Regions from separate parts of the Homo sapiens genome. Here regions 2, 3, 4 and 5 are each linked to region 1. Evidence: read pairs that join two places in POLR2A ChIA-PET (ENCODE). Cell type or tissue: CD4-positive, alpha-beta T cell. All regions are shown on one strand. Links, peaks and the distances in the headings refer to the core of each region. The heading gives the core; the rest is flanking DNA.

The links. Peaks named below come from ENCODE experiments on the same cell type or tissue, not always from the same donor. Only the 100,000 strongest peaks of a DNase experiment are listed, where the experiment ranks them.
Region 2: POLR2A ChIA-PET joins it to region 1 with 11 read pairs; 10 of 35 experiments call an interaction of 5 or more read pairs at or near these places.
Region 3: POLR2A ChIA-PET joins it to region 1 with 60 read pairs; 9 of 35 experiments call an interaction of 5 or more read pairs at or near these places.
Region 4: POLR2A ChIA-PET joins it to region 1 with 12 read pairs; 9 of 35 experiments call an interaction of 5 or more read pairs at or near these places.
Region 5: POLR2A ChIA-PET joins it to region 1 with 29 read pairs; 5 of 35 experiments call an interaction of 5 or more read pairs at or near these places.

What each region holds. Positions count from the first base shown.
Region 1 is chr17:35,310,152-35,316,695 of GRCh38, reverse strand. No RefSeq gene overlaps it. Among named protein-coding and RNA genes, the nearest start is that of SLFN11, 60 kb to the left of the region's middle. RefSeq lists enhancers at 1,350-2,008, 2,670-3,329, 4,508-5,009. In CD4-positive, alpha-beta T cell, for the core only: a CTCF peak has its summit at 3,791 (motif pointing left); DNase peaks (open chromatin) are centred at 2,445, 3,405 and 3,795; H3K4me3 peaks cover 1,922 bases; H3K27ac peaks cover 1,510 bases.
Region 2 is chr17:35,235,735-35,242,278 of GRCh38, reverse strand. LOC105371932 reads left to right here. Exons shown (of 4, transcript XM_047437262.1): 4 at 309-2,236. The coding sequence ends at 756. Among named protein-coding and RNA genes, the nearest start is that of SLFN5, 4.1 kb to the left of the region's middle. In CD4-positive, alpha-beta T cell, for the core only: no CTCF peak of the experiment used is centred there; no DNase peak of the experiment used is centred there; H3K4me3 peaks cover 2,375 bases; H3K27ac peaks cover 3,162 bases.
Region 3 is chr17:35,483,350-35,489,893 of GRCh38, reverse strand. All of the region lies in intron 2 of SLFN12L (schlafen family member 12 like), which reads left to right. Among named protein-coding and RNA genes, the nearest start is that of SLFN13, 38 kb to the right of the region's middle. RefSeq lists an enhancer at 2,439-2,718. In CD4-positive, alpha-beta T cell, for the core only: no CTCF peak of the experiment used is centred there; DNase peaks (open chromatin) are centred at 1,493, 2,003 and 2,603; H3K4me3 peaks cover 2,164 bases; H3K27ac peaks cover 1,510 bases.
Region 4 is chr17:35,526,810-35,533,353 of GRCh38, reverse strand. All of the region lies in intron 1 of SLFN12L (schlafen family member 12 like), which reads left to right. Among named protein-coding and RNA genes, the nearest start is that of SLFN12L, 7.6 kb to the left of the region's middle. In CD4-positive, alpha-beta T cell, for the core only: no CTCF peak of the experiment used is centred there; DNase peaks (open chromatin) are centred at 2,003, 2,493 and 3,273; H3K4me3 peaks cover 968 bases; H3K27ac peaks cover 1,466 bases.
Region 5 is chr17:35,211,968-35,217,220 of GRCh38, reverse strand. No RefSeq gene overlaps it. Among named protein-coding and RNA genes, the nearest start is that of SLC35G3, 20 kb to the right of the region's middle. In CD4-positive, alpha-beta T cell, for the core only: no CTCF peak of the experiment used is centred there; DNase peaks (open chromatin) are centred at 2,270 and 2,860; H3K4me3 peaks cover 2,219 bases; H3K27ac peaks cover 3,305 bases.

The DNA of each region.
Region 1 (6,544 bases), core at 1,407-5,406:
TATCCCATCAAAAAGTGGGCAAAGGGCATAAATAGGCAATTCTCAAAAGAAGATATACAATGGCCAACAAACATATGAAAAAAATGCTCAACATCACTAATGACCAGGGAAATGCAAATCAAAACCACAATGTGATACCACCTTACCATTCTTATTCCTGCAAGAATGGCCATAATTTAAAAGTAAAAAAAGTAGATGTTGGCATATATATACACATATATATATGTGTGTGTATGTGTGTGTGTGTGTATATATATATATATATATATAAATAAAATACACATACCATGGAATATGACTCAGCCAGAAAAAGGAACAAAATAATGGCCTTTGCAGCAACCTGGATGGAGTTGGAGACCATTATTCTAAGTGCAATAATTCAAGAATGAAAAACCAAATATCATACGTTCTCACTTATAAGTGGGAACTAAGCTATTAGGACACAAAGGCACAAGAATGTTACAATGGAATTTGGGGACTTAGGGGGAAGAATAGGGGTGGTGAGGGATAAAAGGCTCCACATTGGGTACAGTGAACACTGCCCGGATGACAGCTGCACCAATAACTCAGAAATGACCACTAAAGAACTTATCTATGTAAACAAAAACCACAATAGTTCCCCAACAAGCTATTGAAATGAAATTTAAAAAATAATCTGTCCAAATCCATAGAAGGTACAACACTGAGAGAGAAACCTAATGTAAAGTATGGGCTTTGGGTGATAATGATATGTCGATGTAGGTTCATCAATTGTAACAAATGTACCACTCTGGTAAAGATGTTGATTAAGAAGCAGAGGGTTGGGGGTAGAGTCTGCATGTGCTGGGTGGGGTGTGTACTGGAACTCTGTACTTCCCCTCAATTTTGCTGGGAATCTAAGATTGCTCTAAAAAATAAAAGACTATTTTTTAAGAAATGAAAAAAACAGATTAACGAGAAGATAGTCAATGGATTTTCAGTGTATATATAATTGGAACCTGTCAAAGAGTAAAATAAAGCAGTAGAATGGAGCAAATATTTAGAATGATAATGGAATAAAATGTGTTCAAACTAAAAGAGCACCTGAATCTATATATCATAGAGGCCTACCGTGTGTCTGAGAAGCTTAACACTGAGTAGTCAACACTGGGACATAACCCAAAATATACTTGTCGGAATGTAAAAACAGATTCCATTGGCAGCCACACAAAAAGACTGAGTCATTTATCAGAAAAAGAGTATCGGCCCCTCCCTGTAATCCCAGCAACTTGGGAGGCTGAGGTGGGTGAATCGCTTGAGCCCAGGAGTTGCAGCCCAGCCTGGGAAACATGAGCCCAGCCTGGGCAACGTAGGGAGACCTTGTCTCTACAACAAATACAAAAATTAGCTGGGGATGGTGATGTGTGCCTGTAGTCTCAGCTACTCAGGAGGCTGGGGTGGGAAGATCATTTGAGCCTGGGAAGTTGAGGCTGCAGTGAGCTGAGGTCACACCACTGCACTCCAGCCTGGGTTACAGAGCAAGACCCTGCCTCAAAAGAAAAAAAAGAAGAGTATCAGGTTCCGGTTCAAGATGACTGAGTAGAAGCAGCTAGTGCCTGCCTCTCTCTCAGAGAGGAACACAAAGTAGTGAGTAAATACTAACTCTACAAGTGAATAGGCTGAGATCATGCTAGGATTTTCTTCAAGGAAGTGATGGGACCCACAGAGAACAGAGAGAGAGGCAGAGCTGGAGCAGGGAGAAGCTCCCTAAGGCAGAGAAAGAGTCCCTGGGGAATCTACACTTAGGTCTTTGCAATTCAGGGTATGGGAGAGTCCCTTGACCAACCCCCACCCCACTGTGTAGGCCTCCAGACCTACAGAGGGTCTATGCAGAGGCACACTCAAGCCCACGTGGAACCCCTGGGCCTTTGATCCCCATGCAGCCCTGCCAACAAGTGGGACCAGCCTCTTCTGCACAACCCTAGGTTGTGGTGCAGCTGTGGTGCTGAGGAGAGGCCAAACTGCACACTGCACAACATCTCCATCCCCACTGCTCCTCACCAGACAGGGTCCCAGGCCTGGGCTCCTAGCACAGCTGCCCTGACCCCGCCTGAACACTGTGGCTCGTAATGGCTTGTAATGGGGATCAAGTTCCCCAGAGGTAACTGACAAGCCCTCCACAGTCGCCACTGCCGCTGCCTCCGCTTTTGCTGCCCTCAGGCCAAGGAGGGAACAAGAAGACTGGACACATTTGTGTGTACCTCCAGCATGGATGTCACAGCCAAGATACGGAGGAACAATGGACAGACTGCACACACCGGGCAACTCTCTGCATACACTATGAGGCTCACCACCTTCTGGCACCCAGTGCACCCGCCCCATTCCTGCCCGAACACCGCGGTGGAGACTTGGTGTTCCTCTGCGTGCAGGACTCATTGAGGTAGCTGACAGGCCCTTTTCGATCTCTGTTGCCTTTGCCTCCCCCTCCACCCCTGTTGCCCCCGGGTCTGGGAGGGAACAAGGAGGCTGGACACCTTCCTGTGCCTTCAGCACTGATGTCTCAGCTGAGATAAGAAGGAGGAGACTGTGTAACCGAGGACTCCCCGCGTCTGCTGTCCCCTGCCAAATCGGGCTCGCTGGCTTCCGGCCCACAACGGCCTTCCTGCCCCTTCCTGAAATTATGGCCATGGCTCGGTTCCTTTGAGAGCCCAATTCCCTGAGGCCAGCAACAAGCTTTTTGGCTCCATCCCTACCACCCCCAGGCCAGCGTGGGAAGAGGAGGCTTTGCACCTTTGTGTGCCCGCAGCAGTGAAATCCAGCATTGCTTGCGTGGGAGGGAAGTGCAAGAGTGCCCCGTCCCCACTGCCCCAGCTGAGGGGTCCTGCCCTCCCCGGTGAAAGACCCACAGCACAGCCACCCTGCCCCATGTAAACATTTTCAGCTGCAGCCCAGAGCCCTTCTGAAAACCCAACCCCCCAAGCTTTTGATCTTCCTTGGGATTCCACCGCCCAAGTGCTCTGCCTGCCCTCACCTGAGAGTTCAGCGGTGACCGACCCGGGAGACTAGCCCACTCCTCGTCATCACAGCCCGTACCTGAAGTCTGGGCTAGCCTGACCCTGGTCCAGCCCATTCCGGACTCATATACACTGTCCCAGCAGGCCGTCTGGGGTCCTGGAAACGGGGAACTACCTATCCCATTCCAACTCTGCTGCCACCCGATAACTTCCACCGGGGCCGAGGTCAGGTGGACCCAATCAGCGGACACCACCATAACCAACCATGTAAGGGTTTGGGGTGGAGCTCTCCCCGCCCCACCCTTCACATGAAGCAGCAGTGCTACCACATCAGAAAACAGAGGAGCCACAAAGCTATCTCTATTGGGCTGAGTTACAAAGTTTTGCCCCCAAACCACTCCCACGGAGACTCACAAAACAGTTTCCTGTGGCTCTCAACCACGTAGGGGTCCAGAGATTGGCTATGTGTGTCTGAACTAGGAGTCACCAACCCCGCCCAGAACAGGGGTGTGATAGGCAAACAGATCATGTTCCTGCCTATGTAGGATGGGGAGCCAGTACAGCCCCCTAACCTCCTCACCCCAAAGACACCTCAGCGCATTTCACCGGGAGCCACCCACCCACTGTCATCAGGGCTGGTGCCTGCACTCACTACTGGGGCCTTCTTAGGCAAGCTAGGGGCTCCAGCTACCCTCCAAGAACAGGAAAGCTTAGGGTAGGGGGCTCTCCACTGCCCAGCCCACCTCCTGAGACAATAGAGAGAACTTCACAGTAAACAAAGATCAGTTACATACTCCTCTGCTTGTGCCGCAGCTGACAATTACCCTTAAGCGCCATCTACTGGCCTGTAGATCAAATATCACAGCCCAGTGTAAAACCTGCCAACAGAAGTGCATAGGGTTACAGAAGCAAAGCCAGAAGGCCCTACTCAACATACTCTGTAGCTATACCCTGCTAGAGATGGGGTGGGGGAGAAAGGCAAAGAAAAAAAATTCTTTCCACATTAAATTAATTACAAAAATTAGAAGTGCTAGCCTCTCCAGATAAGAAGGAAACAGTGTAAGAATTCCAGCACCATGAAAAATCTGAATGTTGTGACACCACCAAAAGATTACACTAGCTCTCCACCAATGGACCCTAACAAAAAAGGAAGCTCAGAAATGACAGAGAATTCAAAGCATGGATTGCAAGGCAGCTCAACGAGATCCAAGACAAGGCTGAAAATCGACGCAAGGAAACTACTAAAGCAATCCAGAAAATGAAGGAAGAGATAAGCATCTTTTTAAAACTTATCAGATCTTCAGAAATTGAAAAACTCACTTACAGAATTTCAAAATACTATTGAAATCTCTATCAACAGACTAGATCAAGCACAAGGAAGAATTTCAGAGCATGAAGACCAATATTTCTAACTAACTCAGTCACACAGAAATAAAGAATTGTTTAAAAATGAGTAAAATTTTTTAGAAACATAGGATTATGTTAAGCAACCAAATCTACAAAAGATTGGAATTCCTGAGAGAAGAAGAAAAAGTAAACAGCTGGAAAACTTATTTGAAGGAATAATTCAAAAATGTTTTCCTAATCTTGTTAGAGAGGTAGACATCCAAACACAATAAACCTGGAGAACACCTGCAAGATACTATACAAGACAAATGTCACCAAGGCACATAGTCACCAGAGTATCCAAAGTCAATACTAAAGAAAAAATGTTAAACGACACCTAGAGAAAAATGTCAGATCACTTACAAGGGAACCCCATTAGGCTAACAATGGACTTCTCAGCAGAAACCTTACAAATGAGAAGAGATTGAGTACTTATTTTCAGTATTCTCAAATAAAAGGAAGTCCAACCAGGAATTTGATGTCTTCCCAAACTAAGCTTCATAAACAAAGAAGAAATAAAATATTTTCCAGGCAAGCAATTGTTAAAGGACCTTATTTTTTACCACTAGACTAGCATTACGAGATATCCTAAGAGAGTTTTAAATATGGAAATGAAAGAATGATGCCTGCTACCACAAAAGCACACTTAAGTATTATACATAGTTCACAGACCTTATAAAGCAACTACACAAATCGGGACTACAAAGAAACCAGCTAACAACATCACAACAGGATTAAAAACCTCACATATAAATATTAACGTTGAATGTAAATGGTCTAAATGTTCCACTTAAAAGGCACAGAGTGGAAATTGGACAAAGAGGAGCTAGAGAAAGAGATAGGGGTAAAAAGTTTATTCAAAGGGATAATAACAGAGAACATCCCAAACCCAGAGAAAGAAATCAATATCCAATTACAAGAAGGTTATAGAACACAAAGCAGATTTAACCTAAAGAAGACTACTTCAAGGCACGTAATAATCAAATTTCCAAAGCTCAAGGTTAAAGAAAAGCTCCCAAAAGCAGCAAAAGAAAAGAAAAAAATAATATGCAATGGAATCCCAATAAGTGTGGCAGCAGACATTTCAACCTTACAGGCCAGGAGAGAGCTGGCATGACATATTTAAAGTGCTGAAGGAAAAAAACACCCACCCTAGAATAGTATATCAGGTGAAAAATCCTTCAAACATGAAGGAGAAATAAGACTTTCCGAGACATACAGAAACAGGGATTTCATAAACGCCAGACCAGTCCTACAAGAGATGTGAAAGGCAGTACTTCAATCAGAAATAAAGACATTAATGAATGAGAAAAAATAATCTGAAGGTACAAATCTCATTGGCAATAGAAAGTACACAGAAAAACACAGAATAGTATAGCACTGTAACTGTGCCGTGTAAACTACTCTTATCTTAAATAGAAAGATTAAATGATAAACAAATATAGTAAAAACCAACTTTTCAAGACATAGTCAGTACAATAAGATGAATAAAAACAACAAAAAGTTAATTTTTTTTGAGACAGGGTCTTGCTCTTTCACCCAGGCTGGAGTGCACCGGTGTGATCTTGGCTCACTGAAACCTCTGTTTCTCAGGCTCAAGTGATCCTCCCACCTCAGCCTCCTGACTAGCTGGGACTACAGGCATGCACCACCATACCTGAGTGGTTTTTCTATTTTAAATAGAGATGAGGTTTTGCCATGTTGCCCAGGCTGGTCTCAAACTCCTGGGCTCAAGCAATCTGCCCATCTAGGCCTCTGAAAGTTCTGGAATTATAAACATGAGCCACTGCACCTGGCCAAAAGTTTTGTCTTGTAATCTATTTTGTCTGACACAAGTATAGCTACTCCTGCTCTTTTTTGGTTTCCATTAGCATAGAATATCTTTTTCCATCCCTTTATTTTCGGCCTATGTGTATCTGTATGGGTGAAACATGTTTCTTATAGGCAACAGATCATTGAGTCTTGCTTTTTATTTATTTATTTATTTATTATATATTTATTTATTTTATTATACTTTAAGTTCTGGGATACATGTGCAGAATGTGGAGTTTTGTTACATAGGTATACATGTGCCATGGTGGTTTGCTGCACCCATCAACCCATCACCTACATTAGGTACTTCTACTAATGCTATCCCTCCCCTATGCCCCCACCCCCTGACAGGCCCTGGTGTGTGATGTTCCCCT
Region 2 (6,544 bases), core at 1,295-5,294, 74 kb after region 1:
GCCCTCTCGAACTGCCCGTGGGTACGGCGCGCGCTGCTGCCCTGTGTGGCCTGTGCGGGGAACCCGAGGGCCGAAGTGGGCCCCGCCGCAGCACAGGGGGACAAGAGAACCAGGAGCGGGCTGCCTGGGGGCAGATTCGAACCCGTGCTCCCAGCGGATAGAAGTAGCACTTGGGGACTCCTAAAATATTCAGCCCAATCCTGATTCCAGCTGCCCTCTCTAGGCACCTTTCCTCTACCCTTCTTCCAGTTTACAATTCTGGTGAGTAGATGTTTCTCTATCTCTTCTCTTCCAACTCCTGCGCCCAGAGCCAGGAGGACTTCTGGAGCCCGCCCAGCAAGACCCTCTCTCTCCCATCTTCTGCTCAAGGGCTCGAGGTCTCAGTGGACAGAGCTGAAGAAAAGCCGTCTATGGAGCCTGCGCCAGGCGCAGACTGGGTCGTCGCAGTCTGGGTCGTCGCAGTCTGGGCCGGGGCGCTGGAAGTCTTACTCACTTCTCAAGAACCCGCAAGGGATCAGGCCTGACCCTTTGCAAGTGACAGAATCCAAAGCTTTGAGCTCATGGGAAAGTGGCTGGAAAGAAGGTCACTGTAGGGCCGCACAGGTCTCTGGCGAGGCTACCCAAGAACATTTAAATCCCTGCCCAGAGAAGAAGAGGCTCCAGCTGTCCTGCACCTTCCTGGGAACTGGCAGTCCCTCCGCGCAGGGGTTCTGCAGCGACCGGCAGCGCGAGGAGACAAGGATGGTGGCCAGTTAACAGAAAATCAAGGCAGCGGGAAAGGTCTGGAAAACACCACCTACTATCACCTCTGGAGCCTGGGATTATGGGATAAGTTTTCGATTTTTAAATGTATTGTCAAATAGCTAAAGTACACGGAAAGTGCGAAATAATAGTAAATTGAACACCTGTGTATTCACCACACAGCTTAAGCAATAACATTAGCAATATTTGGGTACCCAGCTGGTCTCATTCCCTCATTCCACTTGTCCCCTACTCACCTGATAGCCAGTACAATTTTATGAATTTAAAGTTACTAATTCCCATGCAACTGTTTATACTTTTAGTAAATGTGTTTATGTCCCTCATCAACACATGACACTGATTCAACACATGTATATGCGTTTAAGCTGCATGTAAATGGCATCATGTTGGCCAGGTGCAGTTACTCACGACTGTAATTCCAGCACTTTGGAAGGCTGAGAGGGAAGACGGCTTGAGGCCCAGAGTTTGAGACCAGCCTGGGCAACATAGCAAGACCCTATCTCTAAAAAAAAAAAATTGTTTGTTTGTTTGTTTGTTTGTTTGAGACGGAGTCTTGCTGTGTCACTCAGGCTGGAGTGCAGTGGCGCAATCTCGGCTTGCTGCAATGTCGGCCTCCGGGGTTCAAGCAATTCTCCTGCCTTGGCCTCCCAAGTAGCTGGGACTACAGGCACATCCCACCACGCCCAGCTGATTTTTGTATTTTTAGTAGAGACAAGGTTTCACCATATTGGCCATGCTGGTCTACGAACTCTTGACCTCATGATCTGCCTGCCTCGGCTTTCCAAAGTGCTGGAATTACAGGTGTGAGCCCCCGCGCCCAGCCAAAAAAATTGTTTTAAATTAGCTGGGTGTGGTGGTGCCTGCCTATGAAGTCCCAGCTACTCAGGAGGCTGAAGTGGGAAGATGGCTTGAGCCCAGGAGTTGAAGGATGCTATGAGCTCTGATTGTGCCACTGCACCCCTGCATGGGCAATAGAGTGAGACCCTGTCTCTTTAAAAAAAAAAAAAAAAGTATCATATTGTATGTGTTCTGTAGAACTTGCTCCCACACTTTAACATTTTGCTTTAAAGATTTGTTCATGTACTTAGATCATTCCTTTTCACTGCTTTATGAGCTGAATCATTTCTGCTCTTCTTTCCATCCATACCCATTGGTCTCCAAAGTATCCAGGCCTCCCCAAAAGTTCCTGCAGGAGACCTCAGTTCCACTGGCTTTCAGGTCATTATTGTTCCAGCACTACTTCTCCATTTCTGGTTCCAGCCCTTCTCTCCCACATTCTCAAGCTTCTAGAGGGTCATAAGAGAGGAAAAACGCCAAATGCCTTTGATAAAATGTTGCCTTTCCAGTGGTATGCATGTTTGTGTGGAGTGGGAGGGAAGTGAGGGCAGATGTGACTTACTCTCAGCATTAATTCAAGTTTAAAAGTAAAATCTTTAGGTTTGCCTTGTCCAGTAAAAAATGCCAAGAGCCATAACTGCTCATTCTCTCTCTCTCTCTCTCTTCTCTCTCTCTCCTCTCTCTCTCTCTCTCATACACACACTTGGTTAATGCAATATTTACGTTGTTTTTGCTTCAACAAACTAAAGAGGAGAAGAGAGTTGGTAGGTTAAAGGGGCAGGTTATTCTTTTTTTTTTTTTTTTTTTTGAGGCAGAATCTCGCTTTGTCACCCAGGCTGGAGAGCAGTGGCTCGATCTTGGCTCGCTGCAAGCTCTACCTCCCAGGTTCATGCCATTCTCCTGCCTCAGCCTCCTGAGTAGCTGGGACTACAGGTGCCCGCCACCACACCCAGCTATTTTTTTTTTTTTTGTATTTTTAGTAGAGACGGGGTTTCACTGTGTTAGCCAGGATGGTCTCAGTCTCCTGACCTCATGTTCCGCCCGCCTCGGCCTCCCAAAGTGCTGGGATTACAGGCGTGAGCCACTGTGCCCGGCCAAAGGGGCATGTTATCTTATTAAGGGCAGGCAGTCTCTCACAGAAAGAATCACTGTATTAGTGTAGGGAGAATCACTGCCTAGGTCAGCCGTGTGTCAATGACCTGTGTCACTGTCCTCAGTCTGCACAGTGAGACTGGAGGCTGCATGCCATGGTCTACAGATCCCTCACTACAGAAAATTTGCTTCAGCATTCTCCGTGAGAGTCACAGGGAGATTGATTATGGGGGTCAATGCTCAATGGCATCATGGCTGGCCAAGCTTTTTGCAGAAACTTTTACTAGGGGACTGAGGATTATAGCAGCAAGCATCTTAGCATAGAGCCTTATCTGTGTTTCCACAGACTATCTTTCAAACCCAAGCTACTTGTTTATAATATTCACTTTTCAGGCAAAAACATATTTTCCACTTTTTTTCTTTTCTTGATAAAAAGTTTAAAAAACAAAATTTGCATAAACACGTATATGATGTTTCTTAGGAACAATGTTTGCCATTTGACAAAGTGTGGTGAAATTTTGTCAGAACAAGTTTACTTGAAGGAGGGATGAGACATCCTTTATCAATGTTCATATGAATCACACACATCAGAGAGAGTGGGAGGGAGAATCTTGGTTCTCTGGCACTCCCAGTACCCACATTGAGATCCGAGAGTGTCCTGATGATTTTCCTGTCTCAGTAAGTAATTAAGCTTTTCCTGAAGGAGCTCAGTTAAGTCCAAGCTTAATTTCAGTCAAGTCCAATGTTTAAGTTGCTTTTTCAGCTACATGAAATGAAAGTGTGACTCAGAATTTTCTCTCTATATCCCCTCAGATCTTTAGCACACTGAGGGTAATTACAGAGTCTCAAAGCATATCCCCACAAGATGCTCTATTTATTACAAAGGAAAAAGACACTAATTTTCCAGAGAATCCTGGAATATATCACCTCAACCAAGTGATCAAAGTTAACATCATTAGTAACAGGACAAATTAAATTGCATGCCACTAAAAGAACAATTTTTATTTCTTATGTATTCCTGACCCAATAAAACAAAACAAAACAGCACAATAGAAAGTAACTATAAGGAAACATTAGAGGGTTCAATGGTGCCCACCTGTAGTCCAAGCTACTTGGGAGTTTGAGGCAGGAGGATTGCTTGAGGCCAGGAGTTCAAGACCAGCCTGGGCAATATAGCAAGACCCTGTCTCAAAGTAAAAAGAAAAGAAAACGTTAAACCCAAACCCAAATGGAAAGACTGTTCTAGATTGAAGAACATTAAAAAGACAAGACAAAGTCACCATGTAATCCTAGGCTGTAGCTCGGACTAGAAAAAAAATTCTTTTTGCTGTAAAGGACACTCTGGCAATTGTGAGAATGCACTTCAAAGACCTCAACTTGGAGCTTAATTCACAAAGCACCCCAGCTGCCTCACTTTGAAATCCATTGCACATTTGTGTGAAGGCCATGCTTCCATGGGCTGCTCCCAGCTGATGACTGAGTATGGCAAGGACAGCAGGGCAGGCCTTCTCCTAGGAGACAAAGGATGCCTCTAATGGCCAACTTTTGCTTGACTTTGAGTAAATATCTGGCATACTTCCACCCAATCTTTTTCCCCTCTCCTCCACACAGGATCAGACTTGCATCATTGTCTGACAGCTCTCTCATCTTTCATTGACTCCCAACTCTCAGCAACATGGAAATGCCCAAATTCCCCTGACATATGGTAGAGGAAGAAATAAAGAGTTTGAGGGAAATGAGCATGAAGGAATGGATATATTAGGTAAGACCAGAAGTAATGCAGCTAGAGGATTTTGTTCTATGACATGTCCCAGATTACACGCCACTCACCAAGACTGCCAGAAAGCACTGGTGAGAGGGGCACCTGCATCAAAGAAGTCCAGTGATGGCTGTCCACTGCATGCCAAAGAGGATGGTAGGTGAGGCAGTCTCAAAGCTGGGCTCATTAACACCCATGGGAATGCATGATGGGAGCCCTCAAATAATAGAAGCTAGGAGGTCACAATTACCACAGTAACTGGCATGGTTAGTCAGACAGCCACCGGGACTAGAGCCACAGGGAGTTGTGGAGATGGTTAATGGAGAATGATGTCCTTAGAGGCAAAATAGACAGGCAGCCAATAAGAATGTTACTTAACATCCATAACCCACGAAGAGCAATAATAAAGGAGCAGGAAGCTATGGGTGATTGCCCCCAGTAAAAAGCCACAACTTCTTGTTTAGTTCTCAAACTCAAGTCAATTTGCAGATCTGGAACCCACTGGCTGAAGTGATGGGTCCCCAGGAGGAAGAATCTTACAATGCCATGGCAAATGTATGCCATGACAATTCCTCCAGCTCTTCCCCAAAGGTACCTATGGGCATTTACTCATGTGACCATATGCTGGGGAAAGGAAATAACCAGACATTTCAAGGTCTGTTGAATATGGGATGTGAGTTAACACTGATACCCAGAAACCTGAAATATCATCATAGTGCCTGTTACAATGGGACAAGGTAATGAATGGAGTTCTGTCTGAAATCTGACTCACAGTGGTTCATTTGGTCTGTGGATGATTTCCCAAGCAGCCAAGTGCATAGTTGGACTATCCCCAACATTAGGCCCGGGTCGGTAAAGCATAACTATTATAGTGGGGACGGCCAAATGGAAACCTCTGAAGCTGCCCACAACTCAGCCAAGATGATAAATAAAAATCAGTTTCATAGTGTAAGAGATGCGTGCCACTATTAAAGAACTAAAGGATGCAGGGAAGGCAGTTCCCGTTATATTTTCATTTAATTTGTTAGCCTAGCCCCTGAAGAAATTGGCAAGATCCTGAAGAATGACTATAGACTACCACAGGCTTAACCGAGGAGTAACTCTGATTCTGGCTGCTATTTGGTGTCATCTAGATCAACGTTAGTAAGCCTTCAGGTGAAAAGTATGTGAGCACTGATTTGGCGAATGCATTCTCTTCCATTCCAATTGAAAAGAAGATCAGAAACAGTTCACATTCATGTGGAACGGACAAAAATATTCAGTTACATTTTGCTCCAGGGTTATTTTAACTCTTGCTTTCAGTCATAATATAGTACAAAGAAATCTGCACCATCTGGACAGCCCAGAGAACACCACATGGACCCATTACTTTGACATCATGCTTCTGAACAGATGAACAAGTGGTGGCTCTAGGGGCCTTGGTAAGATGTACACATTCCAGAGGACTGGAGATAAACCATGCTAAGATTTCAGGAACCAGCCACTCCTGTGAAATTTTTAAGGGATTCAGCAGTAAGAGTTGCACTAGGTGTCCCCTCCATAGTAAAGGACAAATTTCTGTATCTTGCATCCCCTACCGCAAAGAAGAAAGCATAGCATCTGGCAGGACTATTTAACTTCTACAGGCAACATACTCCATACCAAAAATACTACTCTGGACCATAAATCAGGTGACATGTAGAGCTGCATGCTTCAAGGGACCTAGAGCAGGAAGTACTGCAGCAGTACTGCAGTACATGGCGCAATCACACCCTGCAACTTGCACCTTACAATCTGACAGCCTGTGGCATTCTATCTGGCAATAGTTGGACAATGCAGTATGGGGATCATGGCAAGCCCCAGAGGGAGAATCCCAAGGCAGGCACCTGGGATTCTGGAACAAGGCCATGACATCCACAGCAGAGAATTATATGCCATTTGAGAAATAGCACTTGCACGTTAGTGGATCCTGATAGAGACTGAACACTTATCCTTGGGACACCAGCTAACCATGCATCTGAAACTGTCCATGATAAGCTGGATTCTGTTGGACCTAACAAGTCCCCAAGTTGGATGGGCCCAGAAGCAGAACGTGTTAATGTGGAAATCCAGAAT
Region 3 (6,544 bases), core at 1,049-5,048, 170 kb before region 1:
ATAATATTCCACAAGGTTGGTGTTCCTCTCCGGAAGTAGATGACAGTTTTCTGCCCCATTGATATTAGGCTTGGCAAGGTGACTTGTTTTGATCTATGGAATAAGTGCAGACGTCATATGTATTCTTTCTGAGGATAACTTTCAAGAGTCAAATGCTTTTTCGGTATCTATTGAAATGATCATGTGATGTTCCTTTTTTCATTAATGCAGTGAATAGGCCGATTGATTTTCACATCTAAATCACTCTTGGATACCGAGAGTAAACCTCTGTTGGTCTTAATATAATTTTGGGGGGTATATTGCTGCATTCATTTTACATATATATATGTACATATATATACGGACAGGGTTTCACTCTGTCGCTCAGGCTGGAGTGCAGTAGCCTGATCACGGCTCACTGCAGCCTCAACAGCCCAAGTTCAAGTGATCCTCCCACCATAGCCTCCTTAGTAGCTGGGACCACAAGTGCACTGCCACCACGCCCGGTTATTTTAAAAAATTATTTGTAGAGATGACGTCTCCTTATATTGCCAGGCTAGTCCTGAAGTCCTGGGGTCAAGCGACCTTCCTGTCTCCTCCGCTCAAAGTGCTGGGATAATAGGCGTGAGCCACTGCCACGGTATAGGAACGACGTCGTAATCTTTTTTGCTTACTTCTTGGATGCCTTCTTGGTGGTCTGGGAAAATCCCTGCACTACCATTTTGTAAGTCAGTGACTGAAGAAGAGTTTCCTCACTTCAGTGAAGCTGTTTCCTTAGAGCTGGCGTGAGAATCAGATGAAATGAAGAAAAGCACGGCTATGTACTTTTGTTTTGTTTTGTTTTTGAGGCAAAGTCTCGCTCTGTCGCCTAGGCTGGAGTGCAGTGGCGGGATCTGGGCTCACTGCAACTTCCGCCTCCCCGGTTCAAGAGACTCTATTGCCTCAGCCTCCCGAGTAGCTGGGATTACAGGCGCGTGCCACCACGCCCGGCTAATTTTTGTATTTTTAGTAGAGACGGGATTTCTTCATGTTGGCCAGGCTGGTCTCAAACTCCTGACCTCAGGTGATCCGCCCGCCTCTGCCTCCCAAAGTGCTGGGATTACAGTCCTGAGCCACCGCGCCCGGCCAGCTATATACTTTCAATGCATGTGCTCATTCAGTGTGAAGAAGTACTCTGCCTGTACCTTAAGATTCTAGATGGGACTTCCAACGGCAGGCCCTTAATTGAGTCCGGAGTGGGATGGAGCTAGGGAGAAAGGGCAATTCAGACTGGTGAACTCCTCAGTTAGTGAGTCATTTTGGCCTGTGTGCATTTCAAAAAGTATGGGTTCTCGCAACAGTTCTTAGACGTGTGGGCTGGAGAAACGTGTATTATCGTAATTACCATAACAAGGGCCCCACGAAAGCAACGTGACAGGAGGGCTGTATCCAGTTAGAGGAGCCACTGGACTGTTCGAAGCCAACTAATTGGCCTAGAAGGCCGCAAGATACTTCCTACACCGCAAGGGGTAGTTGTTCAACTCTGTCTCTCTGAGAGCAACCCGCTCCTCGCACCTCCCTCCTCCCCTGTGCATTAGTAGCTGCTCTCCCCCGGTTTCTGGCGTCAACTGCGCTTTCAAGCAAGGGGACAGCAGGGCTGCTCTGGGATACGAGTCAAGCTGGAATGTCACCCCTTTAGGGGTTTGGTCCTTCGTCAATTTTTTTTTGAGACGGAGTCTTGCTCTGTCGCCCAGGCTGGAGCGTAGTGGCACGATCTCGGCTCACTGCAAGCTGCGCCTCCGGGGTTCACGCCATTCTCCTGCCTCAGCCTCCCGAGTAGCTGGGACTACAGGCGCCCGCTACCATGCCCGGCTAATTTTTTTGTATTTTTAGTAGAGACGGGTTTTCACCATGTTAGCCAGGATGGTCTCTATCTCCTAAGCTGGTGATCCACCCTCCTCAGCCTCCCAAAGTGCTGGGATTACAGGCGTGAGTCACCGCGCCCGTCGTTGGATTCGCAGACACACCGTTTCCAAAGGCGCAGAGTCGATAACAGCGCGTGCGGTGCCACCACTTCCGGGGAGTCGAGTGCCCGATAGAAATGCAGCTGAGCGAGGGGCTAGCCGCACACGGACGCGGAGAGCAGGAAAGTGGAAAAGAACTCAGGTCCCCCTACTTGGTGAAGAGTGCGCAGACATGGACCTCGCCAGGTTCGTTCTCTTTTTCTTTAAATAACTTTTTTTTCGCCTTAGAAAATACAAATAGGTACAGACGAAACGAGAACTTCTCCGTGATCCCTCAGAGCTATTCACGTGGGCGTTTAACTTTCAGTTGCTTAAGGGCCCGCGCTGGCACAGCGCCTGCAAGGAATCCTGTTTCCAGGGAATTGCTGGCAGATAAATTCGTCCCGCTCCACTGCCAAACCTTCCAGCCTCCGTTTCTTATTCCGGGGGTCCGGGGGGGGTGGTCCGTGGGCTCCGGGACGAGGTGGGGCGCTGCCAGAGCAACCCCACCGATCTCGGGGAGACCCGAGGCTGCTTTCTCTCCCTTCTGGGAAAGTTGGCTCCTGTCTCTGTAGCAATGTCTGTCAAAACCGCAGGCTGTTGTAGACTTAGCAATGGAGGACTTGAAAGCTGTAGATGACAAAACTTCCGCCCGTGCGTGGGCTGGGGAGCGCCTTAAAAAGCCGCAGGGCGGCCGGGCGCGGTGGCTCAAGCCCGTGAGGTGTTGGTGCAGAGCTGGAGAAGTGGGGAGTGCTGTATGGACAGGCCAGACTTGGCAGGTGTCCATCGGATGGGGGTTGCCCACCCTCCTGGAGTCCTGAGCATTCAGGGAGTTGGGGAATGGGTTATTTAGGTGAAATGTGACCAGGCACTGACGAACTGCGCCCTAGATCCTGAAAGAAAAACCAAGCACCCTCTTGCGCTGCTGGTTTATCATCTAGAAGAGGGAAAGGGTGAAAGCAGTGCTGTTCCGAACTAAATGCAAAGTGGTATCCGAAGACGGCAAATCACGCTCTATGCTTTTTGCTCCCCAGGAGGTAGCTCTTCTGCCTCCTGTCCCACCCTTGTGGGTTGCAGTTCTTACTAACCTGTTGTTCTGGCATAACTCTAAGGAGATATGAATGCCACCCCCATTCCCATTAAAGATAGCCAACAACATAGCCTAAATCATGAGTTCAGGTCTGATAGAATTTCCCCTATAGTCAAAAGTATAAAGGATTTCAGTGGAAACATCTAACCTGTAAACCTAGACCCAAGGTTTAAGGGAGGCCAGTGAGTTTTAGGCCCTAGAGATTTGGTCGGCTCAGTCCTCAGCTCGTTTTTATTTATTTATTTATTTAATTTTAGCATTGTGTTCCAGATGTATGCCTGAAGCCTGAGGTTTTGAACCATGGAAAGTTTTACATGGCTGCAGGTGTTGGACTCGGGTGGCCAGGATCCCAGGCTAGTCCACAAGTGCTCGGTCCTCTATAAGGTGGCTCAACTGCAGCTCCCATGGGTTCCAAGTTTCCCAGTGGTATGCGTACCCTCCTTAAGCAATCTGAGGGTGAGATGTGATTTCTGTCACCTTCTGTGTATGGTGGGTGAGCCAAAAGGGTTCATCCAGGGCAAGGCCTGATACAGACAGTGCAGGAAGTTGGGCTGGGAGGAAAGGGGACAGGACTCCAGTTACAGAGGCTGCAAGAAGAATTGGAGAGCAGGGGCTAATCAAGGAGGTGAAAGAACTTTACGAGGAGAACTATGAAACACTGCTGAAAGAAATCATAGACGACACAAACAAATGCAAAAGCACTCCATGCTCATGTGTTGGAAGAATCAGTATCATTAAAATGTTCACACTCCCCAAAACAATCTACAGATTCAATGCTATTCCTATGAAATTACCAATGTCATTTTTCACAGAATTAGAAAAAATGATTTAAAATTTGTATGCAACCAAAAAAGAGCCTGAATAGCCAAGGCAATCCTAAACAAAAAGAACAAAACAGGATAGGGAGCCTTACACCACATTACTGCATTTCAAGCTATACTTCAAGGCTACAGTAACCAAAACATAGTACTGATACAAAAATAGACACGTAGACCAATGGAACAGAATAAAGACCCCTGAAATAAAGCTTCACACCTACAACCAACTCATCTTTGATAAAGTCCACCAAAATAACCAATGGAGAAAGGACACCCTATTCAATAAATAGCTAACCATATGCAGAAGAATGAAACTGGATCCCTGTCTCTCACCATATACAAAAATTAACTCAAAATTAAGACTGAAATGTAAGACCACGAACTATAAAAGTTCTAGAAGAAAATCTAGGATATACTCTTCTAGACATTGCCCTGGGCAAATAAATTATTATAAAGATCTCAAAAGCAAATGCCACAAAATCAAAGATAGACAAATGGGACTTAACTAAACAGCGTCTGCACAGCAAAAGTCTCAACAGAGTAAACAGACAACCTAGAGAATGGGAGAAAATGTTTGCAAGTCATGCATCCAACAAAAGACTAATATCCAGACTTTATAAAGAACTTAAATGAATCAAGAAAAAAACAAACAACTCCATTTAAAAAATGTGCAAAGGGCATGAACAGAAACTTCTCAAAAGAAAACATGCAAGCTGCTCACAAACATTTAAAAGGTCAACATCACTAATCATCAGAGAGCTGCAAAGCGAAATCACAATGAAATACCATCTCATCTAGTCAAAATGACTATACTAAAAAGTCAAAATATGTAGGAAAAAATTAATGAAAAATAAAGAGTTGGTTTTTTGAAAAGATCAAGATTGACAAACCTTTAGCTAGATTGATGAAAGAAAAAACTCAACTAAAATCAAAAAAGAAAGAAGAGACATTACTATTGATTTTATAGAAATCAAAAGGATTATAAGAGTGTACTGTAAAAAATTGTATGCCAACAAATCAAATAACCTAGATGAAATGGACAAATTCCTAGAAACACATCACCTACCAACACTGAGTCAGGAAAAAACAGAAAATCTGAATAGACCTATGTCTAGTAAGGAGATGGAATCAGTAATCTAAAACCCAACTAAGAAAGGCCATGGACCAGATGACTTCAGTAATAAATTCTACCCGAGTAAATTTTTTTTTTGTGAGCCTCTGTCAATATAAACAATTTGAATAAACCCAAATCAGCATTATCAGCACCATCCTGGCAATCCAATCTGACTTGATCCTGTGAAAGAAATCCTGCTCCAGATAGTGAGAGCAATGCACTTGCCAGGCTATTCTCCTGGAATAGGACCTAGCCATGAGGTCCTAGGACAACCCCACAGCCACAAGTCCCAGGGTTTCTTGGGTGAAGGGCCATTGAGTTTCCCAGATGGAAGGAACAGGGATGCTAGTAGTTCTGTCCAGTCTGGGGCACCCTGCCAGGATGACACTGCTGGTGCTGATTGGTACCTGGCACTGGAAATGGTTTAGATAATTTCAAGGAGGGCATTCCAGAACATGGAACGTGCTTTGAACCCCCTGAGGTTCAGTGTCTAAGGTAGGAACTGAACCAAAGCTTTTCCTTCTGGTGTCTTAAATGATTGGGAGTCCTCGCTTGATTTCCTGCAGTTTGAAAACAACTGCTCTGGCCACTTCACTGCTTTGTTTCTAAATATTTCCCTAGATCTATGGTGAAATTAGTGCCAAGTATAGGTACAAAGTTATGTGGGAGTAGCAGAGAGTGAAGGACAAATATGGGAGTTCTGGGATGGATGATAGAGAGTTTATCAGGTGACAAAGGTGGAGGAAAACATTAGAGTCTCAGAGCACACCTATGCAAAAGCACAGAGTCCCCAAATCACATGGGGAGTGGTGACTACTCTGGTGCACAAGGAGTTGTGTCATTTATTGAACATCTACTCTGGTCCCTGTAAATTGTTAAGTGTTATATGGAATAGACGGTTCTTTTTCCTCTGTATGTCACCACCATGATTTGCATATGAATTCTCTTGATGTAACCCCAATTGTCCAAATGATCTGGGGCCTCAATTTTATTATTGTTTACACATGATCAGAAATTTATAGAGACAAAGGTGGTATCTACAACCTTAGCTGAGTATCTGCGTGATAGTGGTCTAGCAGTGGACAGGAATATTCTGACCCCTTTATAGCCCTTTCCTAGTGTAGTGATTACTACCTATGATGGACTTTACTCTCAACTGTCTCTAGGCCACTTGACAAACCTACAGTCTTTAGGTTTTCGTCTATAGCAAAACAGTGATCCCAATAGATTTTAAAGGAAAAGAGCTAATGGATTATGTATACATAGACTAAAGCACACTGTCTTAGTCTGTTTGGCCTGCCACAACAAAATACCATAAATTGGGTGACTTATAAATAACAGAAATTTATTACTCAGTTCTGGAGCCTGGGAAGTCCAAGATCAAGATACCAGCATCATTGGATTCTGGTGAGGACCTTCTTCCCATTGCAGACTGTCAACTTCTTCTGTGTTTTTCATATGGCAGAAGGGGTGAGCTTGTGTTACAGGATCTTCAGGGTGTTGATTTTCTGGCCAGAAACCTCTGTGGCTGGCGGCACCTTTGCCAGAGTTCTTGTCCTGT
Region 4 (6,544 bases), core at 1,081-5,080, 220 kb before region 1:
ATAGATTTCCAATAAATATTTGTTGAGTAAATGATTTATGACTATTATTTATGGTTAAGTATGAATTGAGAGCAATTTCAACAATTGAGAAGTACCTAGTTCATTAATATGCATCTTTTAAAAATAGTTTCTACATACAACATTGTGTTAAGCATCTTCTTGATGAAATGTAACATATAACTAAAAGCATAACAACTTGAAAGGGTTGTAGAGGTGTTATGTGATAAAAGCAGAATATAAAATTCTGTTTATTTGATGTTTACAAATTGTAAAACAATGTAATATTATTAAGATGATAAGAGATAAGGCTGAAAATATTATTGATCACCATAATATTGTTTATAAAGTATATAAAACTGAATGTTGTAGCCTGCCATTTTTTGTGTGTCAAACAATATATATTTAATAATGTGATAATTATATGATTTTGAAGTTTTTTTGTTTTTGTCTTTTGGTTTGTTTTTGTTTTTGAGACAGGGTCTCACCAGGCTGGAGTGCAGTGGAATGATTTTTGTTCACTGCAACCTCTGCCTCCTGGGTTCTAGTGATTCTCCTGCCTCAGCCTCCTGAGTAGCTGGGATTACAGGCACCTGCCATCATGCCTGGCTAATTTTTGTATTTTCAGTAGGGGTGAGGATTTCACTGTGTTAGCCAGGCTGGTCTTGAACTCCTGGCCTCAAGTGATATGCCTGCCTTGGCCTCCCAAAGTGTAAGGATTATAGGTGAGAGCCACGGTGCCTGGCCTGATTTTGAAGTTTTAAAAAAAGTTTTCCAGTAATCCCAACGGAGCCAGGTACTTTATAAAATTTTTCTTGATAACGTCCCTCAGGCTTTTTATTCTGTTATTGATTTATCTGCACTATCAATTTTTTATTAAACAAGCTTTGCTTTTGTGCCTTTTTTTTTTTTTTTGAGATGGAGTCTCACTCCCTTTTGCACAGGCTGGAGTGCAGTGGTGCAATCTCGGCTCACTGCAACCTCCAACTCCCAGGTCCAAGCAATTCTCCTTCCTCAGCCTCCCAAGTAGCTGGCATAAGAGGCATGTGCCACCACGCCCAGCTAATTTTTGTATTTTTAGTAGAGTCGGGGTTTCGCTATGTTGGCCAGGCTGGTCTCAAACTCCTGACCTCAGGTGATCCACTCGCCTCGGCCTCCCAAAGGATTACAGGCGTGAGCCACTGTGCGCGGCCTGTGCCTATTTTTAAAAACCATTCATTTATGTTTTCAAATTTCTTAATACATATTTTGATGGAACCAAATCTTTCTCAGGTATGATTTTAGAGGAAGAAATCTACTAGAGTTTTCTGTGTATTGATTTTTTTCTTTGGGTCTTAAAGGGAGAAGAAAAGATTAGCAGTTCTTGAGGTTTCTATTTCATACAAAATAATTTGCACTTTTAGATGTAGAAGAGAGTTGTCAGGCCGGGCTGGGTGGCTCACACCTATAATCCCAGCACTTTGGGAGGCCGAGGTGGGTGGATCACCTGAGGTCAGGATTTCACGACCATCCTGGCCAACACGATGAAACCCCATCTCTATTAAAAAAATAAAAATAAAAAAAATTTAAAAAGTTAGCCAGGCGTGGTGGCAGGAACCTGTAATTCCAGCTACTTGGGAGGCTGAGGCAGGAGACTCACTTGAACCTGCGAGATGGAGGTTGCAGTGAACCGAGATCGCGCCACTGCACTCCAGCCTGGGCAACAAGAGTGAAACTCCATCTCAAAAATAAATAAATAAATAAGTAAATATAATAAAAGAAGAGAGTTGCCAATATGAAAATTTTATCCATGGAAACCAATGGCATGCTATACTTGAAAGAACATGTCCATAGGAATAAACATTAAAACTTTAAAGCTTGTATGTCACAAATGGCACTTTGTATAAATAATCTGACAAGGTTGTTTTAATGGTCATAAAATACAGAAGAAGACAGTTGTAAGCTTTATTACAAGGCACGTATCAGACATATGAGTAAGATCATGAAAGATCTGGCCTTCTACATAATTTCCTGCTCAGAAGTCTATTTCCTTTTCACACCTGCATCAACCACCATTTTATTTGTTCATTTCTTTAAAATAATAAAGATGCTAGTGAAAAAAATAAAAGTGCTAGTGGGTTGTCTAAAAAGATGGAAAACCAGACAAAAAAGCAAAACAAGGAAAAACAAAACTTTTAATCTTGTTAATTAATCAAATAAATTGTTTTTTAATTTTTCAATTTCCTCCTGCCCTTACATTTATTATTCCCTTTATTTTGTGTTCCTTTGTGATCTAGTTCTTTTTCTAAGTTCTGTAAATTCACTCTACTTTTATCTTTCTCTTTAACCAATATAGGCATTTGGGGCTATGGATTTTTCTTCACATATGTTTAAGCCACGTTATGGCAATTTGTTGTGACCTAAACCATATGTCCCCAGCAGACAGATTCTTAGTATCTCTGACAGGACTGTGTTTAGTGTGAGCTTTCATTGAATGTTTCCTGCGCTACTGAATCAAATAACGAAATGTTTTCACGGCATGCACGAATGCATAGTCAAGCAAAAGAAAAAAGTGATTGTGCAGGTTGTGGCACAATTCTGAGAGTCTTAGGAGCCCCCTTCTCACCATAGCACAGTTAAGTTTTATTGATTTGCACAACCACTCCCAAATACAAGTTCTTTGAAATAAAAAAGACTAAGAATCATTGATGTTCCTTTTACTCCATTTGTCAGATTTACCACGTCCCTTGGCCATCTTCATTTCCCCCACTATCTACATAAGAATGTATAGTCCAAAAGTTTAACTTCTCTCCCTTTCTCTTTCTTTCTTTCTTTCTTTTCTTTTCTTTTCTTTTCTTTTCTTTTCTTTCTTTCTTTCTTTCTTTCTTTCTTTCTTTCTTTCTTTCTTTCTTTCTTTCTTTCTTTCTTTCTTTCTTCCCTTCCCTTCCCTTCCTTCCTTCCTTCCTTCCTTCCTTCCTTCCTTCCTTCCTTCCTTCCTTCCTTCCTTCCTTCCTTTCTTTCTCTTTTTTTTTCTGACAGAGTCTCACTCTGTCACCAGACTGGAGTGCAGTGGCACAATCTTGGCTCACTGCAACCTCCGCCTCCCGGGTTCAAGTGATTCTCCTGCCTCAGCCTCCCGAGTAGCTAGGACTACAGGTGCCTGCCACCACGCCTGACTAATTTTTTGTATTTTTCGTAGAGACGGGGTTTCACCATGTTGGCCAGGATGGTCTCGATCTCAAAAAAAAAAAAAAAAAAAAGACAAAGCAGTCACCCAGGAGGCTAGCCAGGGTACCAAAAGACGTGACAGATGACGTTTATGAGGTTATAATGTTAGTCGGAAGAGTATGGGTTTCTCTTTCAGTATGGGTTTGAGTGACTTTGAGAAAGTTAATTAATGTTTCTGAGCTTCCATCTCTTCAACTTTTTTCTTTTCTAATCTATTTTATTTTTTATTTACTATTATTATTTTTATTATTTCAATAGTTTTAGGGGAACAGGTGGTATTTTGTTATATGGACAAGTTCTTTTCTTATTATACTTTAAGTTCTGGGGTACATGTGCAGAATGTGCAGGTTTGTTACATAGGTATTCACATGCCATGGTGGTTTGCTGCACCCACCAACCCGTCACCCACATTAGGTATTTCTCCTAATGTTGTCCCTCCCCTAGCCCCCCACCCCCAGATATGCCCCAGTGTGTGATGTTCCCCTTTATGTGTCCGTGTGTTCTCATTGTTCAACTCCCACTTATGAGAGAGAACATGTGGTATTTGGTTTTCTGTTCTTGTGTTAGTTTGCTGAGAATGATGGTTTCCAGCTTCATCCATGTCCCTGCAAAGCAATGCACTCATCCTTTTTAATGGCTGCATAGTATTCCATGGTGTATATGTGCCACATTTTCTTTATCCAGTCTATCATTGATGGACATTTGGGTTGGTTCCAAGTCTTTGCTATTGTGAATAGTGCCACAATAAACATATGTGTGTATGTGTCTTTATAGCAGAATAATTTATAATCCTTTGGGTATATACCCAGTAATGGGATTGCTGGGTCAAATGGTATTTCTGGTTCCAGATCCTTGAGGAATTGCCACACTGTCTTCCACAATGGTGGAACTAATTTACACTCCCATCAACAGTGTAAAAGCATTCCTATTTCTCCACATCCTCTCCAGCATCTGTTGTTTCCTGACTTTTTAATGATCGCCATTCTAACTGGCATGAGATGGTATCTCATTGTGGTTTTGATTTGCTTTTCTCTAATGACCAGTGATGATGAGCTTTTTTTCATATGTTTGTTGGGTGCATAAATGTCTTCTTTTTGAGAACTGTCTGTTCATATCCTTTGCCCACTTTTTGATGGGGTTGTTTGTTTTTTTCTTGTGAATTTGTTTAAGTTCCTTGTAGATTCTGGATATTAGCCCTTTGTCACATGGATAGATTGCAAAAATTTTTTCCCATGCTGTAGATTGCCTGTTCACTCTGATGTTAGTTTCTTTTGCTGTGCAGAAGCTCTTTAGTTTAATTAGATCCCATTTGTCAGTTTTGGCTTTTGTTGCCATTGCTTTTGGTGTTTTAGTCATGAAGTCTTTGCCAATGCCTATGTCCTGGATGTTATTGCCTAGGTTTCCTTCTAGGATTTTTATGGTTTTAGGTCTTACATTTAAGTCTTTAATCCATCTTGAGTTAATTTTTGTATAAGGCATAAGGAAGGGGTCCACTTTCAGTTTTCTGCATGTGGCTAGCCAGTTTTCCCAACACCATTTATTGAATAGGGAATCCTTTCCCCATTGCTTGTTTTTGTTAGGTTTGTCAGATCAAATGGTTGTGGATGTGTGGTGTTATTTCTGAGGCCTCTGTTCTGTTCCATTGGTCTATATGTCTGTTTTGGTACCAGCACCATGCTGTTTTGGTTATTGTAGCCTTGTAATATAGTTTGAAGTAGGGTAGCTTGATGCCTCCAGCTTTGTTCTTTTTGCTTAGGATTGTCTTGGCTATGCAGGCTTGGTTCTATATGAAGTTTAAAGTAGTTTTTTCCAGTTCTGTGAATAAAGTCACTGGTAGCTTGATGGGGATAGCATTGAATCTGTAAATTACTTTGGGCAGTATGGCCATTTTCACAATATTGATTCTTCCTATCCATGAGCATGGAATGTTTTTCCATTTATTTGTGTCCTCTCTTATTTCCTTGAGCAGTGGTTTGTAGTTCTCCTTGAAGAGGTCCTTCACATCCCTTGTAAGTTGTATTCCTAGGTATTTTATTCTCTTTGTAGCAATTGTGAATGGGAGTTCACTCATGATTTGGCTGTCTGTCTGTTATCGGTGCATAGGAATGCTTGTGATTTTAGCACATTGATTTTGTATCCTGAGACTTTGCTGAAGTTGCTTATAAGCTTAAGGAGATTTTTGGGCTGAGACTGTGGGGTTTTCTAAATATACAATCATGTCATCTGCAAACAGAGACAATTCAACTTCCTCTTTTCCTACTTGAATACCCTTTATTTCTTTCTCTTGCCTCATTTCCCTGGCCAGAACTTCCAATACTATGTTGACTAGGAGTGGTGAGAGGGGGCATCCTTGTCTTGTGCTGGTTTTCAAAGGGAATGTATCCAGCTTCTGCCCATTCAGTATGATACTGGCTGTGGGTTTGTGATAAATAGCTCTTATTATTTTGAGGTACGTTCCATCGATACCTAGTTTATTGAGAATTTTTAGCATGGAGGGGTGTTGAATTTTGTTGAAGGCCTTTTCTGCATCTATTGAGATAATCATGTGGCTTTTGTCATTCGTTCTGTTTATGTGATGGATTACGTTTATTGATTTGCGTATGTTCAACCAGCCTTGCATCCCAGGGATGAAGCTGACTTGACTGTGGTGGATAAGCTTTTTGATGTGCTGCTGGATTCGGTTTGCCAGTATTTTTTTGAGGATTTTTTGCATTGATGTTCATCAAAAAAAATTTTCTTTTTTTTGTTGTATCTCTACCAGGTTTTGGTATCAGGATGATGCTGGCCTCATAAAATGAGTTAGGGAGGATTCCCTCTTTTTCTATTGTTTAGAATAACTTCAGAAGGAATGGTACCAGCTCCTCTTCATACCTCTGGTAGAATTCAGCTGTGAATCTGTCTGGTCCTGGAGTTTTTCTGGTTGGTAGGGTATTAATTACTGCCTCAATTTCAGAAGCTGTTATTGGTCTATTCAGGGATTCGACTTCTTCCTGGTTTAGACTTGGGAGGGCCTATGCGTCCAGGAATTTATCCATTTCTTCTAGATTTTCTAGTTTATTTGCATAGAGGTGTTTACAGTATTCTCTGATGGTGGTTTGCATTTCTGTGGGATTCGTGGTGATATCCCCTTTATGATTTTTTTATTGCATCTATTTGATTCTTCTCTCTTTTCTTCTTTATTAGTCTCGGTAGTAGTCTATCTATCTTGTGGATCTTTTCAAAAAACCAGCTCCTAGATTCATTGAATTTTTGAAGGGGTTTTTGTGTCTCTATGTCCTTCATTTATGCTCTGATCTTAGTTATTTCTTGTCTTCTGCTAGCTTTTGAATTTGTTTGCTGT
Region 5 (5,253 bases), core at 1,254-5,253, 99 kb after region 1:
GCAATGCTCTATGCCCTGAGTGCTTTTATTCCCTGGTCTCTAGACTCTGTTTTAGTTGAGTATGACAAAAATTACCCAATTTGTATAATCAACTTTCACTGTGCCTTTGCTGCATACCTTTACTGCATACCCAGAGATTCATCATTAAAGAATAGTTCCTTTGGGTCTTGGACACATTATTTGTTCAGCATGATTCTCCCTTCTCTAAATCTCATTATTGCTTTGCTGTGGTTCTCTTATGGAACTTAGCATGTTCTTTTGCTATACTTATGTATATATATCTTATACCCCTACCCTGCCCTTCTCCATCTCCACTATCCCCAACCCTCATGCTAGATTAGGGTCCCACTATAAAGTGTTCTTATAGATTTCTGTGCTTTTTATTAATAGCAGTTATAAAAACTCTAATTAAGTAATTATGTAATTTTTGTGGGTGTCTCCACTACTAAATAAAAAACTTCATGAGGTCAGGGATCCTGTATATATTGTATAACACTGTATCCCCATCATTACCACATTATCTGGCACATAACAGGTGCTCAGTGAACTGTAAGGTTCATGAAAAGAGCAACTTTGTATTCCCTGAAGAACCCACCATAGAGCCCTGTATATCATAATTGTTTGGCAAATAATTATTAACTTAATGGCAATAATCTTAGGAGATATTAAACAACCATTTTCTCATTCACTCATTAATTCATTCAACAGCAATTTATTGACTAGCCACTGTATGCCAAGCATGATTCTGTCCTCAAAGATCTAACAATATCCAGAAAACACACTGCTTCAAGATGAAGTTCTCTTTCCTTGGTTTAAATTGAGTTATTTTTCGGACCAACAGGTTCCCAAGGTCATGTTTATGCCTTTATGAAAGTTTTTAGGTAAGAAAGAGACATGGTCCAGTCTACACTTTTAGATGGTGTATTATTAACTCAGAATAGAGGAAGGATGTGGGGAGGGAAGACTAAAGGCAGAGAGACCATTAGAGGATCGTTGCAGCCAAGCAGTTGAGAGATGGTCTGGACTAGAGCAGTGGCAGTGGGGAAGGAGAGGCTTGGGTAAATTTGGGAGAGATTTAGGAAATAAAATGAACAGTACACTGTGATCAACTGGATTTGGTAGACGAGGAACATGGAGACTTAAATAATATAAGTCTAGAGTTCAAGAAACAGGCCTACGATGGAGATACAAATCCAGGCACGATCAGCTTGGAGCAACAGGATGGAAGAGATCACCCAGAGATACTGTAGAAGACTCTGAAAACATCCCATTCAGAACAAAGGCTGAGGAATGCCCCCATCAAGGAAGAGGTAAATTAAATGTACATTGCAAAGTAGCCTGCAAAGAAGACTGAGTGAATGGCTAGAATGGTAAGAGTAAAAGAAAATCAAGCACCTGTGAGACATAAAAGTGGTATCAAAGAAGTCCAGAGACGCCGGACACAGTGGTACATACCTGTATTCCCGGCTACCTCGGAGGCTGAGGCAGGAGGATGGCTTAAGCCTAGGCGTTTGGAACTGTACTATTTTTATAACTTTTCTACAAGTCTAAATTGCTTCAAAATGAAAAGGTTTTAAAAACTCAGAGCTCCTTACAATTTTCAAGTTTGTTTTATTTTCTCCCATTGGTTAACATACACTGTCAATCTTGACATTTTGGGAAATCTGGAAAAAAATCTTTAGAAATAGGGGCAGGGAAGGACATAGATTTATTTATTGTCCAAAGACTGTTAGCATTGTGACATGTTTCATCTGGACTTTTTTTCCCCTAGAATTTTTTTTGGCAGAGTGGTAATTAAATAATAGTGGACTTTTTTTATACTTATTTTTACTGAATCTTTTTTTACATTTATTTTTACATTTATTATAGTAGTAATAGGAGACTTTTAAGATGTCACACCAAAGACATCTCTGTTCCCTTTTTTGCAATACCCCAAATGAAAAATAAGAAATGAGACACCTAAACCTCAGCCCTCATTATGTGGGAAGAAGAGCTAAGGCTGCCTCATGCAGTGGAGGTCGAGGACACCAGGAGGGAAAACCTGCCACTACAGATGTTGGGCACAGTCAGCAGAACACGGGGTTGTCTGTATTGGGTGGTTTGTAGACCCTGGGCAGAAAATTCAATGACTACTTGTTTGGAACAACCAGACTGAAGGGCAGAGGGGGCTTGGAGTTTCCTTACCCTTGTGTTAATCGCAGGATTGGCAAAGGACACATCATCTTTGAAATCAGAAAAACATCTGTGAGTGACAAGCAGCCCTGACTAATATCTAGTCTGTGAAAAGAGGAAATCCGTACCAATCATCAAAACAGTTATAAAACCCTGTACCCTATGCAACTTTTCTGTGAATCAGGGAGGCTTTGGCACCCCCAAGCCCTGCCCTGACCCTGTTCCCATGCTATATCCTGCAAGCAGCTCCATCAAGGAAACAAGGATCCACCCTGGGAAAAGAGCCCTCTGGATACATGTGACAGGGAGTCCAGGATGACAGCTGAGGGTGGGCCCAGAGAGCCCCCAGTCAGGATCCAAGGGCAGAAGGCTCGGGGGACCTTCTCCTGAGGATACAAAGTTGATGGTAGACTTCATGTACTTGATTAACCAAAAAAAAAAAGTTATGAAACAAAGAAAAAGTAAGATGATATGAATCCTGAGGAAAGCAGAAAGTTGTATGAGAAATGAAATGCACCCATAGTACATCACCTAGCACAACTGTGACTAGAGAGGCTCATAACAAGGTGAACATCGAATATTGTTCTAACCGAAAACAGTGATAAAATCATCTTGGCAGGATGTGGGGAGAGCAAAATAGGGAGGGAGTATAATTGAGCTAAATCTTCCGGAAATAGATAATATCTAGTTAAACCTCAAAATGGCACCATTTAGAGCTAAGTACCAAAAGAAACATCAAAGTGATGGCCCCTAGGAACAAGATGGGGGCAGGAGCAGGAGACTGCTGGTGTTATACTAAGCCCTGTCAAACTATTTCACTTCCAATATTATGTGCATGTACCACTTGATTTTTAAAACTTATAAAAATCTGAGAACTATCTGGAAAGTAGTGGACAATGTATCTCTTCTTACACAGCTTTTTTCCCCCATATAATTGGAGGAAAAACCCCCCGCAGATTATCTGATAGAATCAGCATTTCATAGACCCATATTCATGCCACTCCTGTGGATCTGAAACACAAGATCTATAGTCCACATAATAATAATCCTATCCTGACCTTTTCTTTGCATCTTCTAAGTTTTGAACTCTGGGGTCTGGCACTTGCTCTCTCCAAAATAACTAGTGAAACTTCAGTGCTTAGCTCTGAAAATTACATATCTGGTGGGGAAAACAACCAACTCAGCAAGATAAGTAGATAATGTCTCTCCGACCCTTTATAGCTGCAGAAAAGTAGGTATGATTTCGCTTCTTGAAATTGTCTTTCCAAATGTTATGTCTAGCAAAGGAAAACTGTATAAAACATCTAGACTTCAGAGAATATTATTGTGTCCTATGAAAGTAATCACTAACTGCTACCAAGTCTGTCATCCTGAAGGCTTGTTTAACTCTAAGTTGTGCTGTTCTGATGACATTGAAATGAATGCTTTTTCCTGGAAGGGATATACGCGTAAGAATTTATTTTGTCGAGCCAGAAGAGAGAGGAAGAGCTCTTTCCTGTTTTCCCACATGCACAGAGATTATAAAACCTATGCTTCTGTTCAATTGTTAAGAGTTTAGGAGTTTGTGATCCATTGAAATGAAGATTTCTTACCTGGACACTGCTTCCTTGTCTTGGAGCTGACCATCCCCTCTGGCCTGGCAGCAGGAATTTTCACCCCATCCCTAGATATTATGAGAAATCAGACCCTTGGCCCACCCAACACTCACCAACTAACTGCCACCTGCTAGTAGCCCCAGCCCCACCAAGTAGCTGTTGTTCCTCTGTTCTTTCCTACAGCCTCTATTACTTTTTTTTTTTTTCTTTTTAGACAGGGTCTCCTCTGTTGCCCAGGCTGGAGTGCAGTGGTGCATTCACAGCTCACTGCAGCTTCAATTGCTTGGGCTCAAGAGATCCCACCACCTCAGCTTCCCAAGTAGCTGGGACCACAGGTGCATGCCATCACGTCCAGCTAATTTTTTGTATTTTTTTGTAGAAACGGGGTTTCACTGTGTTGCCCAGGCTAATCTTGAACTCCTGAGTTCAAGCGATCTGCCCACCTCAGCCTTCTAAAGTGCTGAGATTATAAGCGTGAGCCACTGTGCCCAGCCTACTATTTTTTTAAGGTTAAGATTTTATTTTCAAGGCTTCTCGTGTTGTACAGAAAGTAAAAATGGTGTTCCAACCTCAGTGTAATTGGTAGCTGTGACTGGCTATGACTCACATGCCAATCACAGCTATCCACACTACCACAAGATCCTTACATGAAAACCTGGTAATACTTACAATTTGTTAGGGTGAATTCTCCAAGCTTGGTGGTGGATTTCCAAGAGGTACAAATGGAAGAAGGCAGACTACCACTCTTTGGGTGGGCGGGTAGGTATCTTGGCATTTGTATCCCAGGCACTTCAGCTACCAAGGAACTCCATATGAACAATAAAACCAATCCCGAACAGTCCCAATACTTTCCCTTCCCAGACCCCTCTGCTTCCAATATCCTCAGCCCACCTTCCAGGCCCCCTGCCCCAGACCCTGCCCTAGAGGGTTCCTTTCTAGTTCCCGCATCCCCAAGCAATGGATGGAAAGGAAATCTCTTTTCACACAGACCTCAATCTCTGGGAACTGGTACCCAAGAGGAGTCTAATTGATTATTGATTGTTGATTGATTGATTGAGACGGGGTCTCACTCTGTCACCCAGGCTGAAGTGTAATGGCATGATCAGGGCTCACTGCAGCCTCAACCTCCCAGGCTCAAGCGATCCTCCTACCTCCACCTTCCAAAGTGCTGGGATTACAGGCACAAGCCACTGCGCCAGACCTAGTTGATTTTTGAGATGGGATACACTGAGCTTTATGGGCTAGCCAACCCCATCCCATGTTGTTGCCCTACAAAGATTTCCAACACACTTGCTCATACACAGGCAACCATGGGGAATGCAACCCCTAGCGAATAATCTCCGGAACCTGTTTGCACCCAAGACACAATACTCACCTACTTGCGCAGAACCCAGAAACGTGGCTCATTGTGTGGCTGTTTCCTCTGAAATCTTTCATGGTTATGAACCGCAGTGAAATCTACTGTCTTGTTATTGAGGTGTATTGG